Linked DNA regions of Homo sapiens: regions 1 and 2 are each linked to region 3. The links are chromatin loops, found by intact Hi-C in ENCODE. Cell type or tissue: dorsolateral prefrontal cortex. All regions are shown on one strand. Region 1 holds the start of SHISA6 (shisa family member 6). Region 2 overlaps DNAH9 (dynein axonemal heavy chain 9). Region 3 holds the start of LOC124903926 (a long non-coding RNA gene).

Evidence for each region. Hi-C counts contacts between places; a loop is a spot of excess contacts. Peaks named below come from ENCODE experiments on the same cell type or tissue, not always from the same donor. Only the 100,000 strongest peaks of a DNase experiment are listed, where the experiment ranks them.
Region 1: a loop joins it to region 3, with 2.4 times the contacts of the local background. A loop is called at or near these places in 2 of 110 quality-filtered maps.
Region 2: it touches region 3 in a loop (6-fold over the local background); 5 of 110 quality-filtered maps call a loop at or near these places.

Annotation. Positions count from the first base shown.
Region 1 is chr17:11,236,672-11,244,671 of GRCh38, reverse strand. It overlaps SHISA6 (shisa family member 6), which reads right to left and starts at 3,459. Exons shown (of 6, transcript NM_207386.4): 1 at 2,612-3,459. The coding sequence starts at 3,249. In dorsolateral prefrontal cortex, CTCF peaks have their summits at 4,298 and 4,500 (motif pointing left); DNase peaks (open chromatin) are centred at 2,765, 4,267 and 4,474; H3K4me3 peaks cover 1,803 bases; H3K27me3 peaks cover 5,059 bases.
Region 2 is chr17:11,743,264-11,751,263 of GRCh38, reverse strand. It overlaps DNAH9 (dynein axonemal heavy chain 9), which reads right to left. Exons shown (of 69, transcript NM_001372.4): 31 at 6,180-6,467; 32 at 3,498-3,708. Among named protein-coding and RNA genes, the nearest start is that of DNAH9, 150 kb to the right of the region's middle. In dorsolateral prefrontal cortex, a CTCF peak has its summit at 7,977; no DNase peak of the experiment used is centred here.
Region 3 is chr17:10,871,235-10,879,234 of GRCh38, reverse strand. LOC124903926 (a long non-coding RNA gene) reads right to left here and starts at 4,047. Exons shown (of 2, transcript XR_007065619.1): 1 at 931-4,047. In dorsolateral prefrontal cortex, CTCF peaks have their summits at 2,878 and 3,080 (motif pointing left); DNase peaks (open chromatin) are centred at 3,064, 3,613 and 7,114; H3K27ac peaks cover 1,386 bases.

The sequences.
Region 1 (8,000 bases), 370 kb before region 3:
ACTCATTACGGTGTGAATATTTCTCTGTCTCTATCACTCCCTCCTTTTCCCTACCTTGATTGCCCAACAAGACAGTCTACACAAAAATACTCCCCAGAATGGCAAACGGTGGTCTCTGAGGTGTGAGCAAAGTGAGAAGAGTGGTGTAGTCACACTCACCCCCAGGAGTCTGAGATCAACTTGCACACTCACCCTGACGTGCCCCGGAAGCAAGAAGCTGAGTTGGGACATTGTGCTTCAGTTACCCAGAACTGAAAAATAAGTTTCCCTGACCTGCCCAAGGTCATTCATGGAGTGTCGTAGATGGATCCCCCATGCCCTGTCCCCCTACCACACACAGACAGGCATTGTCCCCTACCCAACAGGCACGGATATGATGGTTTCCAAAGCACTGATCAGGCAAGACTGCAGCTGCTGGAAGAGAGGCTGTGAACTGAATAAAATCAGGTGGTGAACTTGAGGGGGAAACATCCCATATTTGCATAAAGCTCTGAGGCCTGAAATTCATCTCCCTTCCCGTGGTTACTCTGCTTCCCCAACCCCAGAGAGAAGCTGCCCCAATGCCGTAATCACCTTCACCCTAGTTTGGCGTAAGGGGCATCAGGGTGGTGGGAAGGGGAGAAAACACCAAGAGGGACAGTGACCTCTCCAGGGTCACGTGCCAATGCCAGCATCCAAAGATGCCTGCTGCCAGCATTTGAGGACACCGCCCTCTGTATCATCCCAGGCGATGACGAATAAACTGTGTGAGGTGGAAGGGTCAGGGCAGCAGGCAGTTTTCCCTGAGTACAGAGAACAATGGCTCAGAAAGAAAGTAACTTAAAGAAAGATGTGTAGGAATCAACGAGCAAGCGGCTGTGGTCAGAGCAGAAGGTTTAATGAGAGGCCAAGGCCACAGGGGAAGGGGAAGAGGAGACAAGCCTCCAAGTCTTGAGGCAGAGGTGTAAGGATGATAAGGACCAGCACATCTGCTTCAGGACAGCACCTGCCCACGGGCAATTCCTTCTTTTCTTTCCACACTGAGCCGAGACAGAAAATTCTTTGCCAGACAAGATGCAAAAGAAACTGTCTCTTGCCTTTATTTTGCTCACCGTCCCACTTGTCTTCTGCATTTGAGAGCCAAGACTGACCACAGGCTGTTTCTCACACAAGAGGATACTTACTGCACTATCTGAGACATGAGGTGCAAGTGGAAGACAGGGTGGAGGCACCTCAGGGTGACAGAGCCTTATAAAAGGGTCTCCTTTTGGAATCACTCCAATTCCAGCACGCGAGTTTGAGGTACCCACCCTTTGTGGATTTGACTCAATAAAACCTTCCAGGGAGTATCATTTCTCTCAACACCCACAGTATCAAGCAGAAAAAAAAAATCAGCTCTTTTAACATGCCTAGAAATTTCTATCTGCCTTTCTCTCTCTTCAGCAAGGCAGGGGTGATTAATGTGCACAGCAGCGAGGAAGGCGGTTTTCAGGTGGTAAGAATAACAAGCAGGACGCAGAGAAGAGCTCAAGGTGAATGGGTCAGTGTGGGGGCCTGCAGGACTGACTGACAAGCAGTGGTCTGGGGGGTGCTCATGGTGACTAGGGCAGTGCCCACACCATGCAACAGAAATGGAGGCATCTCCCGGGGCAGGGTTTGTTCCCTGAGAGGACTCTTGCACCATGTCCAGCCATCCATCAACATGAGGGGACAGGAAGCCGAGCTAACTCTGCATCCTCTGGGTGTGTCATTCCTAGAGTTCTAAGGGGAGGCTGGGTTTCTGTCATCCCCTTGGCTTTGACTTCCCCAAGGGCTCACTGGGGGGCAAGATGGTGCGTCGGGGCAGCATTCAGCGTGCAACCAGGGACTGCCATAGTTTGAGCTCTTGGCGTAAGTTTTGGTAGGAGGCAGCTCCCACTGTCTTTCGAACGTAAGCAGTGAAAGATGCCCCACCAGGTTTAACACAGGCGAGTACTGTTAACTCAGAGTTCTGCCTACAGGGTTTCAAAGAACGAGTCCTCTAGTCTCAGCAGGAAAGATAAACATCCCACTCCGCAGGATGCAATGAGGAGACACCATCTGTGCTTGGTCAACATGGAATGGAGAAATCTTTATCCCTACTTCCGGCAGGAGGCATCCTTTCTATAAAACCCCAATTCCTAATGTACGAGAACATCTCAGTTGACCCTAAGCCACTTGGTACCGCTTTCAGTAAGGTTCCAACATTGGTCAGTTTCCTATATTGAAGATGACACTCTGATTTGACTCAAAAAACTAAATGCCATTAAGAACCTACACCAAAGTGCCCTCATGCCAGGAAAGCAGAACCCTGGATCCTCATCCACGATTACAGAATTTGTAACATTCTTACACTTGGAACTTCATGCACTCAACCAATTCTTACTCTGCCTTGTAAATCCCCCTACCACCAAAGCATGCATTCCCGGTTCTGAAGAAATGGAGGAGGGGGCACAAGAAGACCCTGATTTATTGCATGCAAAAGGAGCGATGGTGGAAATGACTAGAGGGCCTGGGGAGGTGTGATGATGCCGAGAGTGAAGAGGACAGGGGAAGCAAGCTGAGAGGGTGAGGCCGCGGGGAGACCGGGGCGCGCGGCACGCGGCGCTCTCACCTGTGGATGTTCATCTCCCGTGGAGGGCGGTGGGCCTTGTCGTAGGAGACCTTGGCGAAGACGCCGGCCACGATGACGAAGGCGATCACCCCGCAGGTGATGTAGACGGTGAAGTTGGTCTTGTCCTTCTCCGGGTCGTACTTGTTCTCGGGCCCCGGCGACACCACCTTGGTGCTGGGCGTCTGTACCCACACCGGGCTCTGGTAGTTGGTGCACTGGCGCTGGTCCAGCTTCTCGTGGCGCTTCTTGCAGCAGAAGCGGTAGTAGCAGGTACCGCAGCAGTACAGGTAGCCGCTCTCGCTGTTGTTACACTCGAACTCCTTGTCGTACTGGCCGCTCACGTCGTAGTAGCCCCAGCACGTCTCGTAGGTGACGGCCGCGCTGGCCGCCGCCGCCACAGCCGCCGCGGGCTGCCCCCGCCGGCTTCCCGCCTCCGGGATTCCGGGCGCCCGGGCGGTGCCGTTCAGCTCGCGGCCGCCCCGTGCCAGGGCGCCCCCGGCCCTCCGGCCCCCGACGGCAGCGCCGCCTGCACTCAGGGTCCGGTTGGCGGCGCGGCCGCGGGCTCCGTGGACGCTGGGCAGCAGGTCCAGGGACTCCAGCGAGAGCAGCAGCAGCAGCAGGAGGCGCCGCAGCGCCATGGCGGGGCCGGGCGGGAGGGCGCGGGGAGGCTTCCGCGGCAGGCCGCTCCCCCGGCGGGCCGGGCTCGGAGGACCCGCCGCGCGGGCCGGGCTGGAGGCGCTGAGCGGTCAGCGGCTCCGGGGCGATGGCGCCATCGAGGCGCGGGCGGCAGTGGCGGCGGCGGCGCGCGGTGCGCACGGACCGGCCCGGCGCGGGCTGCTCGGGCTCTCAGGCTGCGCGCCGGCTCCGCGCTCCCCCTGCGGGCTCGGCGCGCCTCCTGGGCAGCCCCATCCCCCGCCGGCGGTGACTGCGGCCCCGCGCGCGGCTCGGCTCAGGCAGGACCCGAAGCGCGGCTCCGGGCGGCGGCGGCGGCGGCGGCGGCGTGGTCCCGTCCGGGCGGGTCCTGCGGGACAAGACGGGGAGCCGGTCACGGGGTGGGGCGACTGGCGCTCCGGGAGCAGGAGGAGAACCGCGGGCAGGCGGGCGGGGAGGGTGCGCGCAGCCCTCGAGGAGAGAGACTCGGAGCCGGGAGGGGCGTAGAGCCCGCTCCCAAGACGGGGTCCCGCGGCCCTGCGCGCCTGGAACCGAGAGCGCACGGGCCGCCCCTCCAGGCGCAGCTCGGCCGCCCGGGTCCCCCAGCCGCCCGGCCCCGCAGCGCGCTCCCGCCGCAGGCTGGCTCCCTGGGACGGAGCCGGTTGAGGCTGGGGTCCGGCGGCGAGCCGGGAGAGCGCGCGGCGGCTGGACCTCACTCACTCACCATGCCCGGCTGCGACTGCAGAGGCGGCGGCGGCGGCGGCGGCGGCGGCGGCGGGGCGAGGCGGGAACGCAGCTGCCGGAGCGAGCGAGCGGAGAGCCGCCGGCTCGCCGCCTGCACTAGTGCCGGAACGTGTGCGAGAGTGAGCGAGGGAGACACACGCACTCACACACCCGCACACACGGGAGCGCCGCGAGGGGAGGGGGGACAGGGGAGGGGAGGGCAGCCGCTCTCCGCCACCCACGTTTGCACGCCCGGGCGCTCAGGGTGCGGGGCGGGGGGGACTCCTTTTCGCTTCTTCCGGATCGCAGCAGTTGAAGCTCCGCGTCACGAAAGCTCCGGACAGCAGTTATTCGACACGGCGAACCCGGCGGGCGAAGAGGGGGCCGGGAGCAGGGCGGAACGTCCGCTCTGCAGCCGGCCCGCGGCAGGGACTGACCTCCCCTGCCATTGCCTTCTCTAGCCTTCGCGACCAGTCCCCACCCTACCGGAGCCCGGGGCAGCGCGCTGCCTGAGCGGGAGTTGGGGTTTCTGCAAGCCTTTGCCTCTCCCTAGTGGTGATACTCGCAGCCAGGAGAAGAGGTCAAACCCATTGCTACAGGTTCCCAAACTGAGTCCAGGGGTCAAGTGGCTTGTCTGAGGCTGTTGGGCGACCCGTGAGCTGAGCCTACACTCTCTTCCCCTTGGTCACTCTTTCCCCAACCCCGTACCCACTACGCATAAAGGCGCTAGACAGCCCCAGGACTGGATGGCAACTCTTTGCTATACTTTTTTTTTTCCCCGCGGAGCCTCGAGGCCATTAGAAAGCTATCTGAACCTCTGAGACTCAGCTTTGTAACCCCTGTGTTGAAATCTCTGTGCTGCAGCTCCTATGGGAGGTGAGGAGGATGGGGGTGCAGGGCGGGGGTGCTTTCCGGGGTAGTTGCGTGTCTGGGTCTGTGGAAAGGAGGCCTGAGTCTAACTTTCACAGCTACGAGGCCATCCCAAAAGAGAATCATAGTACCATCCTTGGCGTGTGTCCTTGGAGGAGGTAGGGGGAACTGAGAACAAAAAGCGATGGCCAAGGCCAAGATTCTGCCTGCGTGACCAGCGTGCTTTGGTTGAAGGCAGGGAACTGAAGGCAGGGAACAGGCTGTCAGAGCGAGGGCGGTAGAGAATTTTCCCTGAGACTTTCTGTTCAGTCCCACTCATGTGTGACCTAAACAAGGGATCCCTATCCAGGAACAGAAGAGTTCCTCTTTTGGGAACCGTGGAATGGATATATTAGAGCTCGAACTCAGACTCCAAGACACAAGAGGGAGATCCTGATATTGACTAGGGGGTGGGGTGGGGGGCGGTGCACAGACTATCCCCGCAGCTCCCCACTTGCTACTGTCTCCATTCCCTCCCTCTTCCTCTGCACTTCCTCCCGTTCCCTTAACTTCTCAGTTGCCACCTTCTTCTTAAAGATTCTGTCCAACAAACATTTGTTTAGTGCCTACTCCCTGCCAGCAGAATGAATAAGAGAGTCCCTTTCCTCAAGGAGGGGGACCTTGTAGACCATTAGGGAGACAGATAAACAAATGATTTCCACATGGCAAGGTTACGTCTCATGATAAAGGCGGGCAGGGTGCTCTGAGAGCAGAAGACAGGCACCCAGCCTAGGCCTGCAAGGGGACAGATGGGGGTCAAATGTAGCTTTCTCAATGAGGTAGAGCAGAATCTTGAAGAATGGATTACGAGTTAATACAGCAAGCAAGAGGGGAAGGAGGCTCCCAGCAGAGGGAACATCCTTAGCAGAACCAGAAAGACAGGAAGTGGTTAAGGTGTGTGAGCAGGGATGCAAGCAGTTTAGCGTGAACCCTGAGGGAGTCTTCCAAATAAGGCTAGCAGGAGGGTATTGAATCCTCCCTTGCAAAGAACTTGAATTTATTCTACAATTGCTGGGGAACTGTTGGTGGGTTTTAATCAGGAGAAGACACTGTCAGTTTTACATGTTTGCTGGATCTCTGAGTCAAATGGAGTAGGGAACACTGGACTGGACGCAGGAAAAGCAATTTGGAAGCTGTCCTGATAATACAGGTAAAAAATGATGAAGGGATGCAGTAGATTACTGGGAGTTGATGCCCACAGTGGAAATAAGCATGGCTGAAAAAGCAGGTTCAGGACAGAGTTAGCAATAGTCGTGTTGTGGTTCCTTTGAGAGAACTAAGTGGAGCTGTCCTGCACAAGAATTGCAAGCTCAGAAGAGAAGATAAGACAGGCATATACATTTGGGAATCATAAGAACATATTTGAAGACAACAGCCTTATATATTTACCTTTACACTCTGTGCAATTTCTAAGCTATTCCCTTCTTTGTCTCTTCCATGAGCCTTCACCATCCCTTCATTATTCCAGAATTTGCTTTTCCATGTCTGAGAGCCCCTTAATGATGGATAGGAGAAATGTGTCCTCCTCACATCAGACTCTAATGATTTGTTCAGCGGCATTAAGTAGGGGAAACTGATTTGGTTTCTCAGACCACCACCACCTATAAATGTATCCTGAACCCCTGTGCTCATAAGTGGTGGCATCAACACTCATGGAAATAATAGCATCTCAGGGTTGTGTAAGATCTTAGGGGTTATATATCCCAACTCTTGCTGCAGTACACTGTATTTCTTATTGACATTTCCAGCCCTCCTGGTTTGCCCTTTGTAGTAGAAAAGGTTGCTTGGTTACCACCATACATTTCTCTTTTCTCCTTCTAGTTTGAGCGCCTGAATTGTTGACAGTATTAAAGTGCTCTTTCTTTGTGGATTTGACTCAATAAAAAGTACCAGAGAAGAATCATCTCTTCCAACACCTCCACCAACTTCAGACAGTCCTGAGGTTCAGGGGAGAGTGACCCAGTCCCTGGTTGTAGAAGGCAAATGAAGGCAAATGCTGATTGGGTTGAGCTAGACATAATAAATCTTTTTCCCCTTCACAGGGATTAAGAAGGGACATATGATCCAGTTCTAGCCAATACTAAGTGAGAGAAGTTTGCAGGGGGTTTCTGGGGAAATTTTCTTGCTCTTAAAAATAGTGATAATTCCTTCTTCTTCTTCTTCTTCTTCTTCTTCTTCTTCTTCTTCTTCTTCTTCTTCTTCCTCTTCTTCTTCTTTTCTCTTCTTCTTTTCTTCTTCTTTCTTCTTCTTTCTTCTTCTTTCTTCTCCTCCTTCTCCTTCTCCTCCTTCTCCTTCTCTTCTTCTCCTTCTTCTCCTTCTCCTTCTCCTTCCTTCTTTCTTCTTTCTTCTTCTTTTTTTGGTGTTATTTCTCTGGATGTTGTTACCTTGGGGTTGGGGCACCAGCTAAGAGTTGAAGTTGATCTTCTTTTCTTTTTTTTCTTGAGACAAGGTCTTACTCTGTTGCTCAGGCTGGAATGCAGTGGCGTGATCTCAGCTCACTGCAACCTCCGTCTCCCAGGTTCAGGCGATTCTCTTGCCTCAGCCTCCCTAGTAGCTGGGATTACAGACACCAGCCACCGAGCCTGGCTAAGTTTTGCATTTTTAGTAGAGACTGGGTTTCACCATATTGGCTAGGCTGGTCTTGAACTCCTGATCTCAGGTGATCCACCCGCCTTGGCCTCCCAAAGTGTTGGGATTACAGGCTTGAGCCACCGCATCCGGCCTCAATTTTATAGTTGTTAGCACTGCTTACCAAATATCTCTGCCTCCCAGGCATGTAGTAGAATTGCAATTCCTAGCCCACTTGTGAGTAGGAGGGGAAAGTGACTAGTATCAGTCAATGAGTTGTGAGCAGAAATGATGTGTGTTATTTTTGAAACAGAGCATCTAATTGCTGCTGCAAGACACTCTAGAATTTTCATTTTCTTCTGGCATGGTGATCAGCGATGTTCTATATGGGAGTGGTTTTTGTCAGTGTGAGTACTTAGGTGACTATAGTGAGGAATGCCTGATAGCTAATAAAAATAGTGTCCCACGATGGGCATGTAGCATGAGTAAATATAGATCAATAGATAGATAGATAGTACATAGAGATATAAATATAAAA
Region 2 (8,000 bases), 870 kb before region 3:
TTTCAGAGTTATCTTTTCATGATTTTGAAATTATCTGTTTTTTGCTCTACTCTTTTTTAACTTTTTCTTTTCACTAGTTTACTCAATTTTTCTACTTCTTAATGAAGAAATTTTATTAATTTATATTTTGCTAGGGGTTGATTTATTTCTTTTAGTTTTTCAAGTATGTGTCATCAATTAAATATTTTCTTCTACTTTACTCTTGTCTGTTAATTCCAAATTATATGTATATTTACTCTTTTTTCCCATTAATCACTCTCACAATAGACTTATCTTATTGGTCTTTACAGCGAACCAATATTTACATTTATTTATCTTTTATATAATCTGTTTGTGTTCCTCCTAGTGACTAATTTCAGCTTTTATCTTTATCAGTTCCTTTTCCGTCATTTTCTTTGTGTTTAGTTTGAACAATTTCTTATGATGAATATTAACTTCCTTTACTTCCAGCCTACCTTTTATAATAAAGTGAGTTTAAAAAGTTTTCCCTTAGAGGTTTTAGATGGAGCCCATAGGTGTTCTTGTATGAAGTATTTTTTTTATTGCATCCTAGAGAGGTTTGCAATTAAATTTCCTTTTTGATACAGGAATTAAGAGAGCATTTCTTGATTTGCAAGTAGTAAAATCATTTTTGGTGACTTTCTTGCTATTTGTTTCTAATTCTATTCCATTATTATCAGAGAATGTGACCTGTAAATTGATATTGTTGAATTCATTATAGCTTTCTCTGTAGCCAATTACATTTTTAATTTTTGGAAATGTTACATGAACCAATCAGGAAAGGAATACTTTCTATTTATGGGATAAAAAGTTCTATAACTTTGTTATTATATTGAGTTTGGTGATATAATTGCCAATTCCTTTATGTACTTATTTTTCTGTTTACTGGAATTAATTTTGAAAATAAAAAACAGATAACAAATAAATAAATAAAACTAAAATAACCTGTTGATTTGTATTCTTTTAAAGTTATCCAAAAAATTTTTTTTTTTGGTAGACATGGGGTCTCAACTATGTTGCCTAGGCTGGTCTCAAATTCCTGGCCTCAAATGATCTTCCCATCTTGGCCTCCCAAAGCACTGGGATTATAGGAATGAGCCACTGTGCCTGGCCCCTAAACATATTTTAAAGGCTATGTTCCATTTACTTCGAAGTTACCTTGTTCAGTGAACACAGACTTGTGATTATTATATCTTGTCAATTTTCCCAAATTTAATGTATAAATCTAATAAAATTTTAACTAGAATTCAGACTTAAAAGTTTGAATTATATTATTGAGCTTATATTTAATATGAAAAAAGAAGTGCTTGAGACAAGACAATAAAATTACAAAAGATTACTGAGGAGGGACTTACCTCATTGGATATTAAAATATGTTATAAAATGATTGTAACTGAAATAAAATGACATTAGTATAGGATTAGATAAACAGGTGAGTCAAACAGAATAGAAAGCCCAGAATCAGATCTCAATATACATATGCAATTTAGTAAATGACAAGCTGGTGTTTAAATTCAGAGGGAAAGGATAGTTTACTTAATAAATGGTACGGTTACAATCAATTATCCATCTAGAAGGAAATAAAGTTGATTCTGTACCCTGCCTCATACTAAGCCCCAACATAAATTCCAGATGGATAAAAAATGTTAATGTAAAAAGAATCTTTTTTGACCAAATTTATGATACTAGATCAGCAGCTGAAGAATTATAAACTAATAGAAATCCCAGATGCTAAAAAGACTAGACAGGCATAATTTCCTTTGTTAAAAAGAGCATGGGAGAATAAAGTGTCTATAGACAAAGAATAGGTTGGGGAAGCATTAGCAATGCATGTGACAGATAAGGGGTTAATATCTTTGATATATTAAAAAACTCTTGGCCTGGCATCATGGTGGCTTACACCTGTAATCCCAGAACTTTGGGAGGCTGAGGCGGGAGGATCATGAGGTCAGGAGATTGAGACCATCCTGGCTGACACGGTGAAACCCTGTCTCTACTAAAAATACAAAAAATTAGCTGGGCGTGGTGGCAGGCACCTGTAGTCCCAGCTACTCGGGAGGCTGAGGCAGAAGAATGGCGTGAACCTGGGAGGCAGAGCTTGCAGTCGGCTGAGATTGTGCCACTGCATTCCAGCCTGGGCGACAGAGTGAGTCTCTGTCTCAAAAAAAAAAAAAAAACAAAAAAAAAAACAAAAAAAAACCCTCTTAAAAATTGGTAAGAAAAACAGGAAATAAAATCACAAAAGAGCAAATTACTAAGATCAATAAGAAGGAAAGATGCTAAGTCTCATTAACAGCAAAATAAAAATTAGACTCTGGTTGTTAAATCCTTGTGTTCTAGACCTCAGATGAAAGCTCCTAAATTAGAGAAATCCAGAGAGTTTGACCCGGATGTGGTCAGACATTGAAACATCAGGAAGGAGCTGAGATTTCCTCATTCCAGAAGCTACATAGGTTTTAGAAAGAGGTCCTCCTTATCAGCTCAAGGACCTCTTTTTTTCCCCCTCAACTTTCTTTTCTGCTGTCCTCCAGTGCCAAACGACCCTTTACAATGTCTATTGGTGAAGTTTAGTTCTTTGAAGGTAAGGCTGAGATCAGCACCCAGGGTTGGGGGCCTCTGAATCACTGTAGAAAGGAATATGGCTCTAGGGGCCCTCTTGAGATTGAATGGATAATCATCAGGGGCCTGGCATGCGCACAAGGTTCTGTAGCATGCAGCTTCCCCATCACTGCTGGGGCAACATCAAATAGGGGAGTCGTGCCCTTTATAGGATGCCAGACTGCACCACTTCTTTGGGAATGAGCCGTGGGCTTCCCTACCCAACACATACTTGAAGTCTACTGCCAGGCAGCATTAACACTCTACACCACGGCTCATACTCCAGAGTCAGTGAACTACAGCTGAATGCCTATGTTGCTTTATCTTATTTATTTATTTGAGATGGAGTCTTGCTTTGTCACCCAGACTGGAGTGCAGTGGCACGATCTTGGCTCACTGCAACCTCCACCACCCGGGTTCAAGCAATTCTTCTGCCTCAGTCTCCTGAGCAGCTGGGACTACAGATGTGCACCACCACGCCCAGCTGATTTTTTTTTTTTTTTTTTTTTTTTTTTTTGTATTTTTAGTAGAGACAGGGTTTCACCATATTGGCCAGGCTGGTCTCGAACTCCTGACCTCGTGATCCACCCACCTCCGCTTCCCAAAGTGTTGGGATTACAGGCGTGAGCCACTGTGCCCAGCCAGCTTTATCCTCTTTAAATGCACTCTCTAAAAGGCAGCTGGAAGAGGTCCCCAAGGAGGGAGAATATCTGAAAAACTGAAGTTCCCCTGCAAGCCAAAATTGGTTTCTCCCTTTCTACTGGCTTTTTTGTCTCCCTCCGCGGTTCCAAACAGATCAGTCCAATGTTTGCTTCTGCAATTCACCCAACTGCATCCAAGCCCGCCACAGGGACTCTGAGGCTAGCAGAGACTTTCTCCTGGGAGAATCCCACTCTTACCATCCTTCCATTCTCCTGTGGCTGGATTGATGATGCCAAAGAGCTCATCATTTGTGACTGCTTTGGGATTGAGGTCAGTCCAGACGGGGCGCCGTTTCATGATCTGATAGGTCTTGTGCAAGGACCTCAGCACCTGTGACTTGCCGGTACCAGCGCCACCCACCACAAATACAGAGTGCCGCACAGCCAGGAGCTCCTCCAGCTGGACCACCTGAGGAGGCAGGAAATTCAGCCAGAGGGACCAGCCTGTGACTCACCTGCATCCCAACTGCTCTTCTGTGACCCCAGCTGGTGTCTGAAGTGAGACCTGAAGTCAACAGAGGAAGAGTTATCTACCCCAAGATGTCAGGAGGTCTGAAATATAGGGGCAACATGATTCATTTGTTCCTGTATTCATCATTCAGTTATATAATTATTAGTCACCAACCAAGTGCTACAGAGTGTGCCAGGCGAGGGGGATTCAGATGTGATCCTCCTGCCCTCTGTGATCTTATAGTGTGATGGAGAAGAAAGTCATGTGGACAAATTATTCTAAGGTAAGAGGATAAGTACTATCTTAGAGGTATTTATAAGGTGCTGTGGAAACAGAGAGGAGGGAACAATTGATTTTGTACACATAACTTACAAGTCCCCACAACTTAGAAGTTCAATAAAACACATAAGAACTTTCAGCTTATTACTCTATTCTTGCTTTGAATAAATTCACTTTTCTTAAGGTTCTCTTTTCTGGGAGACTACTGACTTCCAGCTCTAATTTGAATTGATTGCTTTCTAGGCCTGCTAACGGCTGTCATTTCAGGATTTTTTTTCTTGATTCTTGATTTTTTTGAATCTCACAATATTTTTCTTGTTTTTCATTCTTGTTTTGCTGTAGTATGTCCTCAAGTAACTTACTCAAAAAGGGTGCATAAGAAGTAACATTTATGAGTCTGAGAATATCATGGATGATAATTTGGTTGTATAGAATTCTAGTCTTGAAATCATTTCCCTTAAAAACTTTGAAGGACTGCTTTTCTTATTCTCAAATATCCAATTTAGCTGACAAGAGATTCTGAGCTCCTTTTAAATTTCATTCCTTTCCTGGATCACTTGTTGATATGGTTTGGCTTTGTGTCCCTACCCAAATCTCATCTCGAATCCCCATGTGTCGAGGGAGGGATCTGGTGGGAGGTGGTTGGATCATGGGGGCAGTTTCCCCCATGCTGTTCTTGTGATACTGAGTGAGTTCTCACGAGATCTGATGGTTTTATAACCAGCATGGTGCAGGGAGGAGGTGTAGCATGCAGAACAGAGCATGGAGTCTGATCTTACACTTCATTTCAAGCCCTTGCTCCTCCACCTGATTTGTAGCAGATTGTTATTTAATTAGATCTGTGATAAATGTTACAAAGGAAAAATGCACTGTGCAAGGAAGACAAAGGGTGTCTGCAGCTCTTTATTTCCCCTCCACTCTTTCTCTCTCTTTCCTTCTGCCTTGTGAGGAAGGACTTGCTTCTCCTTCACCTTCTGCCATGATTGTAAGTTTCCTGAGGCCTCCCCAGCCATGCAGAACTGTGAGTTAATTAAACCTCTTTCCTGACTACCCAGTCTCAGGTATTAATACACTAGTACTACCTCCTCACTCAACTAGGAGACTTATTCTTTTCTCTTGACTCTTGACCTCTGAAATTGCATTATGATGTGTCACTGCACAGATTCATTTGAAGTCATTCTGTTCAGTACTGTCTTTCCAATGTGGATACATGTCTTTCCAGCTCTAGTTATCTTTCTGTTCTTTTTCTAGAATTCTTACTGGTAACATGTTGGATAACCTAAATTGATCCTCTATACATCATCTCACCTCTCGCACTTTCTGTATCTGTGTGTGTGTGCATGTGTGAATATTTTACCATACACACACACACACAATACATAATACTGCTTATAACTTTATCCTGGGATGTTGCCTTTATCTTCCCATCCTCTCACTGAATTTTGAATGCCATAGATGATACAATTTTACATTTAAAAGAGGTCTTTATAATTCTCCAATAGTGCTTTCTTTGTACAATGGCATCTAATTCTTGTTTGATGGATATCATTTTTTAAAATTTCCTTCAAAGACGCTAATTATAACTTGAAGAATATTCTCTTTGTTATTTTCACTGGCTGTTTTTGTTGTGTGTGTGTGTCTGTGTCTGTCCATCTGTCTTTATCTTGCGTGTTGTCGGGTTTCTTCAATATCTGGTAAGCCTCAAGGTTAAATAAGGAGCTGTGCTGTGTTTTCCAGGAGGCTGGGAGGGGTATTCTCCTCTGCTGGTTTTGGGTGTTCTCTTTTGCTGGTCTCTATCCAGGATAGTAGGATTGAGTGGAGGTTCTGTAGATGTGGCCAGATCTTGGCCTCTGTCTTTGTCCTTTCATTTATGGGTGAGTGAGCAGATAGTTGGCATTCAGGCTGAGGTACACCAAACAGAATGGAAGGGCTGTAAAGTAAGGATCCTCCAACTTTCCCTTGTATTCCCTACCATGCATTCCACATTGTGGGTCCCCAGTTAAGAGTGGTTGAAATGAATTGAGTTATTACTAACTAGATACATATTTGTACATCTAAAACAACCCTTTGGATTATGGATGAAGGATAACCCATTATCCTGGACAATAAGTAAGAGATAGAGAAATCCTGGGAGGAAAAACCACATGTACCTTGAGCACAAAGTTGTCCTCAGCCTGGAGCTTCAGATCCACTATCGCCTTCCTAACCAAAGCTTCGAAGTTGGGGTCTCTCCTCCGGGGGACATCCAGGGCGGGAAAGAGGTCCCCGATCAGGCCCATGAAGATGGGCATGTCATCAGTCACAATCTTGGGGATGTTGAAATCCCGCAAGGAGCGCATCAGGACCTGGTCCTCAGGCCGGTCAGGGTCTCCTCTCTTCAGGGATCCTGCCACCACCAGCACGGACTTGATGGCCCGTAGGCCCCAGTCGTAGTGATCCTGTGGGCAGTGTTAGATCAAAGTGACAGAGAGACAGAACACCATGTGCTGGGGTGAGTGTCTGCAGAATCATAGATATGCTATGAGCATTAGGTCACCTCTGAAGCCTGGACAGAGACGTGGGAAGGGATGACTTAGAAAATGATGATCCCAGAATTTAGTTCCTGGTCTAACACTTGCTACTTTTCCAGTTGTGATGACAGCAGGGCAGACACAGAACATACAAATGATGTGGGGGGTCAAAGAGATCAAACAGAACCATTTTCAAACCTATCTGGCTACTCCTTGCACACTCAGCAGGTAGAATTGGAAGGGCTGTCAAGGAGGGAGCCATGTTAACTCTTAGAGATGGTAGACGCTGAGCTTACATGTGCCACCTTGGAGGCCTTCACATTCTATGGGAAAAGAGGTTTAAAGAAGAGCTCCTTAAAGTGGGTTCTGTCAAATATGAACCCCCTGGTCACAGTGCTGCTAGTAGGGTCTGTGGGAGAGTGGACCACACTGCTGATACTAGGCTTCAGGTGGCAGCATGGTGTGGGAAGGAGCTGTAGTGGGCAGAACAGAGCACGGAGTCTGAACTCAGACAGACTTCTGTTGAAGCCCAAGCTCCTCTACTTGATTTGTAGCAGATTGCTACTTAATTAGAGCCATGACAAATGCTACCAAGGAGGCCAGGTGCGGTGACTCACACCTGTAATCCCAGCAATTTGGGAGGCCGAGGCAGGTGGATCACAAGGTCAGGAGTTCGAGACCAGCCTGGCCAATATGGTGAAACCTCGTCTCTACTGAAAATACAAAAATTAGCTGGGGTTGGTGGTGGGTGCCTGTTATCCCAGCTACTCAGGAGGCTGAGGCAGGAGAATCACTTCAACCTGGGAGGCGGAGGTTGCAGCGAGCCGAGATCACGCCACTGCACTCCACCCTGGGCGACAGAGGGAGACTCCATCTCAAAAAAAAAAAAAATGCAGCCAAGGAAAAATGTGCTATGCAATGATGACAAAGAACACAGTGGCTGTACCCAGGATATGGATCAGACTTCCCTAAGGAAATGGTATTAAAGAAGACCTTGAAGGAGTAGAATTCAGTCAGGCACAGACGAAAAAGAAGTGCAGTCAAGGCAAGTGAGAACAGGATGTCCACAGGCTCAGGTGAGAAGACAATCAATTTCAAGGAACTCAGAAAAGATCAATGGAGATGGAGCATCACACGACAGGGAGAGAGCTGTGAGCCGCTGCTGTTGAGGTAGGAGGAGACAGAACACCCTGCAGTATTTAGCAGAGAGTGATAAGGACATTGGTCTCTATCTTGGGACCAGTGAGGAGCGTTTTTAAATAATCACTCTAGCAAGTGGCTAAAGAACAGATCTGAGGAATTAGAAGAGAGGTGGAAAAACTAGTAGAAAGGCAGTTGCAATAGTTTAAGCAAAAGATATGGGTGCTTGGAACTCAAGTGGTAGCAATGAATAGGGAAAGGAAATGAGACTTGTCTGAGAAATATCCAGAACATAGAATCATTAAGGGTTCATTTAAAATT
Region 3 (8,000 bases):
CTGAAGCCTGGAAGGGCAAAGTGACTTCCTCAAGGTCGCATGGCTGTTTAGGGGAGGAGCAAAGACCAGACTGGTTTTCTGACCCTCAGTCCTGTGTTGCTTCCAGTCCACCAGGCCAATGCTACCCAAATGTCAGCTACTGGGAACAACAAAAGAAATAATAATAACAACCCAGTGACATCTAAAATAATGAGAGCTAACATGTATAAGTGTGTGTGCCAGGTGCTATGTCTTGTATGATGTCTCCATTTCTCATTAGATAGCTCCCCAAGACCCCAGGAAGAAGATACTATTATCCTCAGTCTAGAGGTGAGAAAACAGAAGCAGAACATTTAAGAAACCAGCCCAACATTACAAGTAGAAAGTGTCGTAGAGCAAGTGCCAGGCACAGATGCCCTGATATCCCATGGTTCCACAGTCTCTGAGCTTCCAGACCCTTCCCCAAGTCCCTAAGACTTCAGAAGCACAAGCCTAGAAACCTCCATCTCCAGGGTCCTGCTACTAAATCTGTTACTACATTTACCAAGTGATATCTCTTTGGGACCACACCAATCCTGATGAGTAACTCAGTCTTTTTCTCAGTTCCATGATAGCAAAACCAAAACAAAGCTGGAGGAAACAAAATGCAAGATGCATTTGCAAGTGTGGTTACTTAGGAGTCATGAGGGAGGGTCCCAGAGAACACCTTCCAGCCATCTCCTGAAAACAACCTTTTAGACATTTTCTTCCAAATTCCAGGGGTTTCTTTCCGGCTTTCTCATAGGCATTTCTTGCTCTTTCTCCTGCTTGGGTCTGGGCTATGGTTCAGCTTTCCAGTTCTTATCTTTCCCCTTATTCCACTTCTTCTATCTCCTTTGTCTCTTTCCTGCATTGTGAGGAAAAAATAAACAATTCATTTCACTGGACACCCATGCCTTCAGGGTCTCTCACCTTCTGCCCTGAGCAGCTTATCAAGATATTTTCTTGGACAGAGGCAATCTCCTTGTTGGACCGGGATTCTGGAACTAGCTGCTAAGAAAATGCATTATTCACTTTGTGACACCAACAAATATGAGGTCTCCACTTCTATTTTTTTATGCCCACATATATGTTTACTTGCACAGCATATGGTTTCTGCAGGATAATTCACATTTGGGACCCCAGAAGTTGAGCATCTTTGTTTATTATGTTTCCCCTGAACTTGTTCTTTCTTGAATTTCACCCTCAAGGCATCATAATGATGCAAACACATACTGGCTGAGGCGGAAGGATGTCCACCTGCCTCCTGACTCCAACCCCTGAAAAACAGCTCTCTCAGAGAGCACACATAGTAGAAGCTCCTTGAGAATAGAGTCCTTGGTTGGCTAAATTCTGTATCCCCAGAACCTAATACTATACATGGCCTGCATACAAAAGGCACTCATTCATTCTACATACATTTATTGAGCGCCTGTTATGATCAAGGCCCTATATTTTAGGTTTTGAAGATATACAAATAAAGAAAATATAGTCCCTAAACTCAAAGTTGGGTCTATATCAGAGGTTCTTGAACTTTTGCAGATATGGGTCCCAGTAAGAAATTGGTAAAAGCCTTAGATCATCTTTCCAGAAAATATACAGTATTTTGGCATACAATCCATGGTAGATAGCAGCAATGGCCCTAATTCTTCTCTCTTTTCTGAATGATGCCCTTGGCCACGCAGCATGGCCAACCTTCCCTCTGTGAGTAGGGGGGCCTTCCCCACCACTTGAATTTGAGCTCATCCATGTAACTTGCTTTGGTCAAAGGGATGTTAGTGGGAATGGCCAATGCAGAAGCTGATGAAACAGACTTGCATTTTGGGGCCTGATCTTTTGCATTTCCACAACCATTATGAGAAGGACCTCCTGGGTTAGCCTTCTAGTCCAGAAGGGAGATGGGAAGCATGTGGAACACGGCTCAGTTGCCGCAGCAAGGGCCAATCTCCATCAGCCAGCAGTCAGGTAATCCCAGAGGTGTAAACAAGCCCATCCAAGAGTGGCAGGACCCCTGCCTGGCTGAATTTCAGCTGACTCTAGACACATAACAAATATTCACTTACTATGGGCCACTGAGGTTTTGTGGTTGCTCTTATTCTGTATTATTGTGGCAGTAAGTAAATAATACAAAATTTTAAGGGCATATCATGGATAGCCTAAAGGTCCAAATACCCCAAGTTGAGAACCCCTGATCTTTTAGGGGACACAGAGAAGGATTCGTGAATTACAGCATAGTAGAAAGAATAACAATGGGGTAAAAGCAAGCACCTAACAAGCTCTTGTTTTGCACAGGAGGTGATGTCCAATCTAAAATCTGAAGAATAGGCAGGAATAGATCAACTTAAGACAGAGAAGAAACTGTTCCAGAAGTGGAAATTAGCAAGCGCAAAAACAATAAAATCAGAGAAAGCGTGGTCGATTAGTTATTTTGATGGGACTGCAAGCATTTTAGTTGCTCTTCAAACAGGTAGCTCTTCAAAAATTGAGAAAGGAGTCCTAAATACTTCCAATATCTAAAGATGCTGACATATTTTTAAAACGAAGGTATGCTAAAAAAAGAGCACAAAAATAATGGTACAACTTAAATATACCATTATTCGTAAGAACGAATAAACTGTTTTAACATCGGGAGGGATATAATGATCGTATGCATGGCCTTATTTGAATGCAACATTAAATGCCTAATCATGTTCTTCATAAATGTGAGAACTGGGACTGGTGGCCTTCCTGTCCCCACACCCCAATCCAGTCTAAAATAGAGGGTGTGAAGACAGAGGGGGTGTTAGTGAGAGCTGAGACTCAATAATGTCTTGTTCAACTGAGTTGAAATGAAGTGAATAATTTTCAGATTTCAACAAGAAGAAAATGCACCCTGGCTTAGTAAGAGTCCTCTCCATTCATCTGCTCATGGGCAGCATAAACTGGAAAGCCCTCAACTTCAACTACAGAGTTTGGTGCACAGACCCCCATCTTGGCCATCTTGATTCCCAAGAGGCCCCCAGCCACTCCACCGGCCCCGCGCAATTGGTCCAAGTTGCCCACTAGCCCACGGCGAGGTGATGATGGTGTCACACCACCACCTAGTGGCCACTCCTGTGAAATCGTATTCTCCTTAACCTCTGGGATTTATAAGCTCGCCCAGGTGAGTCTTCTGCTTGGGAAAGGACTACCAGTGACTGGGAGGACCTAGAGTACCTCTCTCTCAATATACTAAGGGTGATATAAAGTGTTTTGCCCAAATCCCAGCATGTAACACTGAGAGCTTAGTAACCGGAATTAACATTACCATTGTTATTGCCATGATACTGTAGAAATTCCTGAGTCTCTTTGAAATTAATTGGGCTGCCGGAAAATGAGATTTTTCAAAGATAATTAAGAATCCATTTCTACTTTAATTTCATTCAATAAACAGGTACTAAATGTTTAATATATGCCAGCACTGTGCTGTGTAACTGGGACAGCGTGAAGAAGATATAAAAATGGCTAAGATGCAGTCCCTGCTCTAAGACATTTCCAGTCCAGAAGGAGAAGTAGGCACGTAAACAGCCAGCTCTCAAGTGCTAAATAGAGACACAGCCAGAGTGCTGGCTATGACAGCGCGGAAGCAGCAGTGATTCATTTAGACGCCTGTGGTTTCCCTTAATTCTCAAAATAAAATCCTGGTCCTTACTATGGTCTTGCAGGGTCTGGCGGGGCTGCCTCTCTACGCTGCTTCTGGGCCTCTCTCCAGCACCTTGGAGAGCTCCTGGCCTCAAAGAAGGAAAGGAAATTTCATGAGATTGCAGAATAGGCAAAAGGCCGCGAGGGTGGGGGGTTGGGGGTTGCAGATGCTGTTTCTGGAGTCAAGGTTCTAGCTCTATGACCTTGGACAAGACACTTAATCTCTCTGTGTCTTATTAGCCTCATGGAGGAAAGGACGATGTTAATAACAGCACCTACCTCCTGGGGTCATTGTGAGGATTCAAAGACTTTATATTACAATGTAAGGCACTTAGTCTCTGAGGCATGGTAAATCTTCCTCTTTTTTTTTTAAGACATGGTCTTTTTCTGTCTTCTGTCACCCAGGCTGAAATGCATGGCACGATCACGGCTCACTGCAGCCTCAACTTCTTGGCCTCAAGCAAGTAGCCTCCCAAGTAGCTGGGTCTACAGGTGCTCACCACCACGCCCTGCTAAATTTTTTGTATTTTGTAGAGACAGGTTTTCCCCATGTTGCTCCGTCTAGTCTCTAACTCCTGAGCTCAAGCAATCAGACTGCCTTGGCTTCCCAAAGTGCTGGGATTACAGGCGTGAGCCACTGCACCTGGCCTAGATCCTCCATATTTTTATTACCAGCTGTACTCTGCAAAAACCTCCTGGGCTCTCCATGAGATGCAGATCCAACTTCGTAGACATTCAAGCTTTTGTGTTGTTGTTGTTAAAGCTTGGTCTATCCTGTTTAAAGCTTTGCTTTCATATGTGATTCAGCACTTCCCACGCATCCACTGAGTGCATTTGGAATTGGAGGTGCAGAAGAAGGTGCCTGGCAAGCTCCCTTTTTTCTTTTCTTCTTGATTTGTCCCCTTCATCATCCTGTGTGACTCTAAACCCTTTAGAGGCCTACCACTGGCCTGTGGCCCAGCAGCAAGGACACGAGGAGGGGAGATTCTGCTCCCATTGCTCACGTGACAATGTTCTGACTCATTTCTGTGCTGGTGACTTCTATGAGGGAGGATCCTGACGGAGGTGGTGTATTTGGCTAATATGGAAAGCTGTTCAGCCTTGCACTGCTCACCCTTGACTCTTTTCTTTTCTTTTCTTTTCTTTTTTTTTTTTTTTTTTTTGAGACAGAGTCTCACTCTGTTGCCCAGGCTGGAGTGCAGTGGCGCAATCTCAGCTCACTGCAACCTCCCAGGTTCAAGTGATTCTCCTGCCTCAGTCTCCTGAATACCTGAGATTACAGGTGTGAACCACCACACCCGGCTAATTTTTGTATTTTTAGCAGAGACGGGGTTTCACCATGTTGGTCAGGCTGGTCTCGAACTCTTGACCTCATGATCTACCCACCTCGGCCTCCCAAAGTGCTGGGATTACAGGCATGAGCCGCCGCGCCCAGCCCTTTGACTCCTTTCTAAAGAAGATCTCTGGAGGCGAACCATGTGGCCCTTTGTCCACCAGTTTATGTTCACCCTCTTCTCCAGGCCACCATCCTGTTGTCCAGTCTGCTAGACTGGGGGATCCACGTGGGCAGGACCTGTCCATCACCACTGTAGAGTCAGTTCTGGGTACAGTGCCTGGCGTATGTGTGTCTTCAACAAGTGCTCGTGGTGTTTGCAATATTTTCCCTTCCCAGCATCAGGAAATAGATGGGATGAATATTTATGATCACTATCTGATGTCCTTAGACAAAGGGAGGAGAGGGACCAAAAGGTCCACTCTGCATCTTTGGGGGCCTTGTGGGGGTGTAGGTATACAATAACTGCAAGTCCCTATTAGGGCCTCAGCACTCAGAGAGGCTGCTGGCCTGCTCTTATGATAAATATGCCTCTAAAAATATATTGGGAAAAATTCATCTCTTTGTATCCCAGTGAACCAAAGGGAAGTGAAACAGGTCATTAAAATGAGACTTTTTGTCATCTCAGAGTTTCAGCTGTGACCCCAAAGCTAAAAACAATGAGTGCCAAGTAGACACCCACTGTAATGCTGAACCACATGTGTAGGCTTGGCGAAGGGCATTGCCAAAAGCTACTGCTGCTTTCAATAGATGTGCACCTGTCTCCAGGCTATGGAGGAAAAAGCCGAGACTCACAGGAGGTTAAAGAGATGCAAAGGATTAGATCTTTGAAGAGAGATATTGGTGTTTTATATGGGTTGCTCTCCACACATGTGTGAGAGCAAGCTTCGGGTCCAACACCTCAGGTCAGAGAAAGGACAGGACTTAAGGAGAACTATCGAGGCTCCCTGAAGCCTGGGTGGCAGCCAGGCTCATTCCTAAAGAGTCTACAGGTAATAGGCAACAGCTGAATACAGAGGCTGCCAAAGATGCAAGCTGCACTTACACTGAGCGTGGGGGAAGGAGCCTGTGATGGGTGGTCCAGGAAAGAACCAGCCATGGCCCTTCTAGAAAAAGACCCTGTCTGACATATACACGATGGAATACTATGCGGCCATAAAAAGGAATGAGACCATGTCCTTTGCAGGGACATGGATGAGGCTGGAAGCCATCATTCTCAGCAAACTAACACAGGAACAGAAAACCAAACACCACATGTTCTCACTCATAAGTGGGGGTTGAACAATGAGAACACATGGACACAGGGAGGGGAACAACACACACCAGGGCCTGTTGGGGGGTGAGGGGCAAGGGGAGGGAACGTAGAGGATGGGTCAATAGAGGCAGCAAACCACCGTGGCACACGTATACCTATGTAACAAGCCTGCATGTCCTGCACATATGTCCTGGAACTTAAAGTAAAATAAAAAATAAAAATAAAGAAAGAAAAAGACCCTGTCTGAATATGCCCAACAGTAAAAATGTTTAAATAGTTTTATTGAGACATAATAGATTTACAAAGAACTGCACGTACTTAAAGGATGCAATTTGATACATGCACAAAACTGTCTCCATAATCAAGATAAGGAACTCATCCATCACACCCAGAAACGTCCTTCTACTCCTTTAGCATCCATCCCTCCCACCCTTCCCTTTGCCTCATTAAAAAGCAATCACCGCTCTGCTCTCTGTCACTGTAAATCAGTGCGTATTTTTGAGCATTTTATAGAAATGGAATCAGACAGTATGCATGCTTTTTTTTGTCCGCCTTCTTTCACTCAGCGTGATTATTTTTAGATGCAACCATGTTGTCGTATCAATAGTTCACTCCTTTTTATCGCTGAGTGGTACTCCAGTGTGGGAATGTACAACGATTTGCTTCTTCATTCATCTGCTGATGGGCATTTGGGACGTAGGTGGCGGGAATTTGACTAATTATCTTCTGCTCTCTTATTTTTAGAAATATTCTGTTGTCACGTGTGTTGCTTTTATAATCAGGTTACCACTTAAGTGTTTTTTTTTTTTTTAATGAAGAGGAAGAAAAGAAGCTTGCCCATGTGGGCTTCCTGCCAGCAGTGAGGCAATCTCAGCAGGAGCTGTGGGCGTGCCATTGGGTGCACAGCTGTCAAGAGAAAAAAGTCAAAGGCAGCCAACGTGTGGTGGCTTCCTCAGCTTTAGGGGCTGCAGTCAGAGGGCTCATGGAGGAATTCACAAAGTGCCACACAGAGAGAGAGAGACATATGCTTACTGCCACATACAGGTTACAGGCAGGTGCAGGAAGCCTCTTCTGTCCTTCCTCTCCTCTCTCCTCCCCACCTACGACCCCAACACAGGAGGGTCCTAAAATGTCTGCTGGGGTGTTAGGGTAGGTAAGATGGAAATGGGTGGAGAAGCAATCACAACTATTTCCCCCACTATGACTTCCAAACCTGAAATCGGCCAAGTGGTGGAAGGAGAGTCTGGAGTTTGTATATTAGATTGGACTAGATTTTCTCTTACCTAGAAGTAGCCAAGTAACATTATTATATCAAATTTGTCGTTATTGTCTAAGAGTGACCACAAAAGCGACTGCATTCACCCAAAATGTTTTCCAGGGACAGAGATCAGGTAGAAATGGGCAGATACAAAAAAGAATGTTCTCATTTAACGAACCAGTTACCAAAGTTCTGATCGAATGGTACCATGAAGCAGTAATTTCTACTTTAAGGAAGACCAAAACACTGACATATATATGCTTATACCTTTAAAACAAACTTGCTTTGCCAAAATTGTTGCCTCTTTATACTTTCAGGGGCTCAACTTGAGGCCATAGGTGAAGGCCCTCCATGACCATTCCCATCACAAAGCATTTGGGGAAGCTCCAGCCTGTTCAGACCTTGTAAAAAGAATGCACAGAAGGATGGAAGCAAAGCAGGCCACCTGGCTATTGCTCGGCAATGCAGCCAGAACTTTGCTGAGAGGGAAACTGTGA